Linked DNA regions of Homo sapiens: region 1 is linked to region 2. A link is a contact called in ENCODE Hi-C data. All regions are on one chromosome and are shown on one strand. The core of a region is the stretch at or near the end of the contact, and the rest is flanking DNA. Distances in the headings are between cores, read along the strand shown. Region 1 has its middle 62 kb from the start of MIR7706. Region 2 holds the start of ZNF592 (zinc finger protein 592).

The links. A loop is a pair of places that touch in the nucleus more often than their neighbours do. Pooled maps may share reads with other maps.
Region 1: a loop to region 2 is called in a pooled map, with 2.3 times the contacts of the local background. The contact joins the enhancer-like site here to the promoter of ZNF592 in region 2. A Hi-C loop is called at or near these places in 4 of 37 single-sample maps with no recorded cell type and 4 of 50 pooled maps.

Annotation. Positions count from the first base shown.
Region 1 is chr15:85,316,838-85,319,837 of GRCh38, reverse strand. No RefSeq gene overlaps it. Among named protein-coding and RNA genes, the nearest start is that of MIR7706, 62 kb to the left of the region's middle. RefSeq lists an enhancer at 1,234-1,333. Within about 2 kb of position 1,542, at least 7 of the 41 ENCODE cell types and tissues checked have a DNase peak (open chromatin) inside an H3K27ac peak, as active enhancers do.
Region 2 is chr15:84,746,780-84,750,176 of GRCh38, reverse strand. ZNF592 (zinc finger protein 592) reads right to left here and starts at 1,585. Exons shown (of 11, transcript NM_014630.3): 1 at 1,513-1,585. RefSeq lists enhancers at 614-693, 1,222-2,061, 2,134-2,433 and silencers at 1,094-1,583, 1,644-2,063.

The DNA.
Region 1 (3,000 bases), core at 293-2,792, 570 kb before region 2:
AGAGATGGGGATTTTGCCATATTGGCCAGGCTGGTCTCGAACCCCTGACCTCAAGCGATCTGCCCGCCCTGACGTCCTAAAGTGCTGGGATTACAGGCGTGAACCATGGTGCCCAGCCTCGTTTGTATGTCTTCTTTCGAGAGATGTCTATTCCGATCTTTTGCCCATTTTTAAATTGGATTTTTCTTTTTTTGCTATAGAGTTGTTTGAGCTCCTTATATATTGTGGTTATTAATCCTTTGTCAGATGGGTAGTTTGCAGATATTTTCTCCCCTCTGTGAGTTGTCTCTTCACTTTGTTGATTGTTTCTTTTGCTGTGCAGAAACTTTTTAGCTTGAGATGTTCCCAGTTGTCCACTTTTGCTTTGGTTGCCTGTGCTTTTAAGGTCTTACTCAGGAAACATTTGCCCAGAGCAATGTCCTGGAACATTTCCCCAGTGTTTTCTTTTAGTAGTTTTATGGCTTCAGGTCTTAGATGTAAGTCTTTAATCCATTTTCATTTGATTTTTTTTTTTTTTTGAGACTGAGTTTCGCTCTTGTTGCCTAGGCTGGAGTGCAATGGCATGATCTCGGCTCACCGCAACCTCTGCCTCCTGGGTTCAAGCGATTCTCCTGCCTCAGCCTCCTGCATAGCTGGGATTACAGGCATGTGCCACCACGCCCAGCTAGTTTTGCATTTTTAGTAGAGACAGGGTTTCTCCATGTTGGTCAAGCTAGTCTCGAACTCCCGACCTCAGGTGATCCGCCCGCCTCGGCCTCCCAAAGTGCTGGGATTACAGGCATGAGCCACTGCAATTGGCTGATTTGATTTTTATATATGGTGAGAGATAGGGGCCTAGTTTCATTCTTCTGCATATGGATATCTAGTCATAATAGAGTTTTGAAATACAAATGGACCCAAAGTTATGCAGCAGATGGGGGATTCCTAGAGTGGATGCTTGGGTTATGTTGAGCTCCAAACCCCAAGGCTTAAGGTAGAATGATTTTGGTTCTGATAGACGGAGGAAACTCCCAATTCCTTAGTATTAAATTCTCCTAGGAAGCTATTTTCTGACTTGCAGTGCCCTGTTCTGCAAGGATCGAGTCACAGGAAACATCAAGAAAGATGTGGTTAGTTCTTTACCAACTGCTGGACTGCTGGAATGTCCTCTGCCTTGATTCAGATGTTACTGGGGTGGGAGGGAAGCCCCTAATTATAGTCAGTTACTGACTCATATCCATACTTTGCTCATGGTTATTTCCTCTGAGAAGAAAATATGTGGTATTTTTGCCTAATGGGTGCGTATGTGTGTGTTGTTTATTATCTCTCCACAACGTCTTTACATGACCTTTAGCTGTAGGGTTGGGCCTTCCTAGGAGCTCTTAAGTCAGCTCCAGCTGTGCACACTGCTGCTGGATTGCTTTCACAGGCACACCCAGAATGTGGGTGTGGCATTGAAATACACAGCTCTCTGGGGTGTCATTTCACACTACCTGCTGTGGTCAGTAGCAACTGAACAGGATCTGGAAGCACACCTGCTCCTAGGAACTAGTCAGGACTCCCTAGGTTACAAGGAGCAGAAACCCAATGCACAGATTTAAAGGCAAAAAAGACTTACTGGCATATGTAACTGCATAGCATTGGAGGAGATTCAGGTACAGCTGGATCCAGGCCCCCACAGGATCATTGGAAGCTATTTCTATCTGCTTTCTTCTGTATTGGCCTCTTTTCAGGTGCACTCTCCCCCATCTGGTGGCCTGGGGCATATACAGTCTTCTGTTAATATTTTACTTGCTTATTAACTCCAGTATTTTTTATATACTGAGTTCTTTTTGAATGCTCTCTCTCTCAATAATTCCAGCAAAGGTTTGGAGACTTTTAATGGTCCAGCTAGGGCTATGTAACCATCTCTGAAGCAATCACATTGGCTAGGGCGGTAGAGTGGTCTCACCAAGAGGACACACATGCCCACCCCATTTCTGAGGCAGGGGCTTAGATCCACATGACACGGATTGAGAAAAGAAAGGTAGCTTTTGTTATAACAACTATTTGTACATACAAACTTCTCTGGAGTTAATTTTAGATAACTAATTTTTGAATACAGCGAAGTTTGAAATGATAGATTATAAACCTAATTTGTGAACATCGTCTTCCTACCTAACCGTATTTTATGAATTTCCACACTTAATGAAAATATGCTTTAAAAACATAGAAGTTTTCAATTCAAATGAGTAAGAAAGTTTCTGTACCGGGCATGGTGGCTCATGCCTGTAATCCCAGTACTTTGGGAGGCTGAGGTGGGCAGATCACTTGAGGTCAGGAGTTTGCGACCAGCCTGGACAACATGGTGAAACCTCATCTCTACTAAAAATACAAAAATTAGCTGGGCGTGGTCGTGGGAGCCTGTAATCCCAGCTACCTGGGAGACTGAGGCAGAAGAATCACTTGAACGTGGGAGGCAGAGGTTGCACTTAGCCAACATCCTGCCACTGCATTCCAGCCCGGTCGACTGAGCGAGACTCCGTCTCAAATATATATATATATATATATATATATATATATATATGTTTTTTTTTTAATAAAGCAATTGGGCAGCAACAGAGCGCTTATGTCTTTATATCGAATGGAAGAAAAACCCAATAGAAGAAATCTACTGCTTCTGACAGATCTTAGGGCATAATTTATTCAGACTTGGGGCCTTGAGTTCAATTTGATTCATTGAAAGCTCAGGAAACATTTTGGTTTGGTTTAAAGACTTGCCCATTTAGTTTTCCTACTGAAGGGATTTCTAACACAGTACCTGGAAAAAGAAAGTGTTTCTAGATTGAAGGAGTTTGCTGCAAATCTTCTCTCTTATTAAAGAAATACTCGTATTTCTGACTTCATATTTTCCCTTCTCTGAGGGGGCTTGTATTCTCTTTCATTGCACAGGGGTAAGATGCATTTTGGAGATGCGTTGCTTGATTTTAACTTCTGGCTCTGTTTCTCTGACTGTGACTTCATCAGAAAGCTAGTCACTCA
Region 2 (3,397 bases), core at 336-2,835:
CATGCACCACCACACCCGGCTAATTTTGTATTTTTTTAGTGGAGACGGGGTTTCACCATGTTGGTCAGGCTGGTCTCGAACTCCTGATCTCAGGCGATCCACCCGCCTCGGCCTCCCAAAGTGCTGGGATTACAGGCGCGAGCCACCGCGCCCGGCCACGACTATTAATTATTAGACTTTCCCAATGGCTAAGAACTAAAACATGGTATCTTTCTGGCTTACCAATGTACTCCCAACACCTAGCTCAGTGCCTGGCACAGAGTAAGTGCTCAGTAAAAATTTATTTAATGAATCAAAGCCACAACTAGTTGAAAAATTGGAAAATGATCAAAATGGACGCACTAGCACCACACTTCTGCCCCTTTCACTGTGTAACGTAACAGTGAGGTTGAGGAAACAGACTACTAAAATACCACCAAGCATCCACCAGGCCAGGAATCTGTCTGTCCACATCCTCCGCACTCTGCCACACTGTGCACCACACTGCACCCGCGACAGAAGCACCCTACAGGCCCTCCATGAGCACAGGCCTGAACTCAAGTGGGCAAACCATAAGCCAAATACCGTCTTACTCCCCAAGTCCCATTCTTCTACTGCCAGTCCTATTCTAGACTAGTCCTGGATGCCAAACATGCTTCCCTGGGTGGGCCTGTGGACTTATTCCAATCCAGGACCTTTAATGCCACCTTTGGCCTACTCAAAAAATGGTTTAAAATCCCTAAACAGCTTCAATAATCCTGCAGTACTCAGGAGCAGGCATACCTAAGGTCATACGGACCCCTCCCCCTCACAAACGCTGATCCAAGGCCAGGAGGCCATCTGTCCAGCAGACGCTCTCCTGTCCTCCCTCAGGTCACACTGAGCCTCCCGCCAACCCCCTCGTTGGCAGGAAGAGCCCTTGCAGAGAGACAATTTTCACCCTGATCAACAGGCCTGGTCACCCCTGAGGACCCCAACTCTGGAGCTCTAGGAATACCTGTCTGCTCCGGGAGAAACCTTCCTCAGGGTCAGAACTTGGGCTCAGGGGAGGGGAGTACTGAGGAGCGCCAAAGAGGGTCGTTCCCCGAAGTGTCTGCCCTGTGACGGCGACAGCTCTTCGGGCGGCGGGGACGGTCGGGCTGACAGGCCGTCCCAGAGGGAGAAAGTGGCACCGTTATCCGTGCCCGGGCTGGGGGCCGCCGGCTATCGCCGAGGGCGGCCGCACGTCCCGCCCAGCGCGGAGGACAGCAGCGTGCCCGGCCTGCCAAGGAGCGGCGGTCGCAGCGGCGGTCGCAGCGGCGGAAGGGGCCGGCGCCCGACGGCCGGGGGCGGGGTGGGGTGGCGGCCCGGGCCCGCCAGGCGGCGGTCGGGGGAAGTGGCTGCCGCCTCTGGCGGCGGCCAGGGTCCGCCAGGCTGCAGGGCCGGGCCCCGGCTCGGGCTCGGACTCGGTCCCGGCTGCGATCCTCCCGGGCCCAGGCTGGGGCTGCCCCGGCCCGCAGGCCCCGCTCGGCCCGGCCCGCGGGGGGCGCTTACCTGGCGGCGGCGGCGGCGACTGCAGGCCAGAGTCTCGGCCGCGCGCGTCCCCAGCGCCGGCTGCGGGAGCCACAACATGGCGACGGCGATGGCGGGCGGGGCTGCGGCTCCGGGGGCGGAGCGGGGGCGGGAGCCGGCCTGGCGGCGGGACCTGGCTGGGGCTGCCGCGGCGGGGGATTGGGGGGGGGGGGGGGCAGGCGGAAGGCGACTCGGACCTGGGCACCGGCCCAGGACGGTGCGGTGGAGGGGCTGCCCCGGCCTGGGCCCGGCCTCCCGCCTCCCGCCTCCCGCCCGAGGCGGGCTGCGCGGCGCAGGCCCGGCGACGGCGACGACGGCGGCGGCGGGTAGGGCGGGGCGGGACGCGACGGGACGGGGCGGGGCGGGGACGGCGCCGCTCAGGGCTGGACCCCCGACCCCGGCCGGCCCCCGCCCGGCTCCAGTCCCCGCCACCCGTGCTAGGCACCCTGTGCGGTCGGGCAGGCAGCCGCTGCCAGCGACCTGGGCCTCTTGTCCTCTGACGCGCCTCGGGGCAGGGGCAGGGGCCGAGGCCGCCCACTAGAGGAACAGGATCTGCCTACGCAGCTGTCTCGCCCGGCAAAGAGCGCCCAGGACCCGGGACTGCGTCCTCTTCACTGAGACCTGGCGCATAGGGGGCCTAGTCGAGGCTGTTAAGTGAAAGCAAGCAGGGGTGGCGTGGGCCTGGCGCTCAGGTGCGCCCTAAATGTTTGGTCATAGCTGGCTACAAGGACATTCGCGCAGGCTTGGAGGTGCGGGGCAGCCTGACGTGTTGCCTCTGGGGTAACCGAGGGACGCGCGGCAAACAGAGATGGAGGACTGGCAACGGGTGCCTCGAAGAGGTAGACTGGGAGATCTCTCAGGGTTACTGGGGAAACGATGACTGTGCAGGGTGAGAACTCAGTGAGTCTGGCAGAAGGCTGGGAGGGTGACCGGCAGGACCTTCCAAGAACCCGGCGTACCTGGAAACTGGGTCCGCAGCATTAGGGCGGCAGCAAGGTCAGGGTGTGGGAACACGGAGATGAGGCCCTGGTGACTAGGAGTGAGCACACACTGCTAACCATGGAGAAATTCCTTCTCCAGGAAGGAGATGCAAATGTGCAAGATGGCTGGAACTAACATGCAGCCGGAGCCTGCTGTGCACCAGGCACAGAACTGAGTTGAAGAGCTTGTCTAAAGAGTATGTTAGCCAATGAAGCAATGGAGTTAATAAAGGGTGATGATTTCAAATGTTTGGCAGTGAGAGAGAGAAAAGTAGGCCTGGAGCTCAAGAAGTACCAAGAGTAAAGGAGAAAGTTGGGTCCTACTGTGGAAGCTGAGGCAAAAGCATCCCTTAAGCCGAGAAGTTTGAGTTCAGCCTGGGCAACATAGCGAGACCCTCCCTCTCTGCAAAAGAGTAAAGGGAAAAGTTGATTGTTTTTTGTTTTTTTTTTTTGTCTTTGGAGACGGAGTTTCGGTCTCGCAGCCCAGGCTGTAGTGCAATTGCGTGGTCTCGGCTCACTGCAACCTCTACCTCCAGAGTTCCAGTGATAATCCAGCCTCAGCCTTCAAAGTAGCTGGAATTACAGGCGCACGCCACCATGCCTGGCTTTTTTTTTTTTTTTTTTTTTTTTTTTTTTTGAGAGAGAGTTTCGCTCTTGTTGCCCAGGCTGCAGTGCAATGGCACAATCTCGGCTCACTGCAACCTCTGCCTCCTGGGTTCAACCGATTCTCCTGCCTCAGCCTCCCGAGTAGCTGGGATTACAGGCATGCGCCACCATGCCTGACTAATTTTGTATTTTTAGTGGAAATGGGGTTTCAACATGTTGGTCAGGCTGGTCTCAAACTCCTGAACTCAGGTCATCCACCCGCCTCGGCCTCCGAAAGTGCT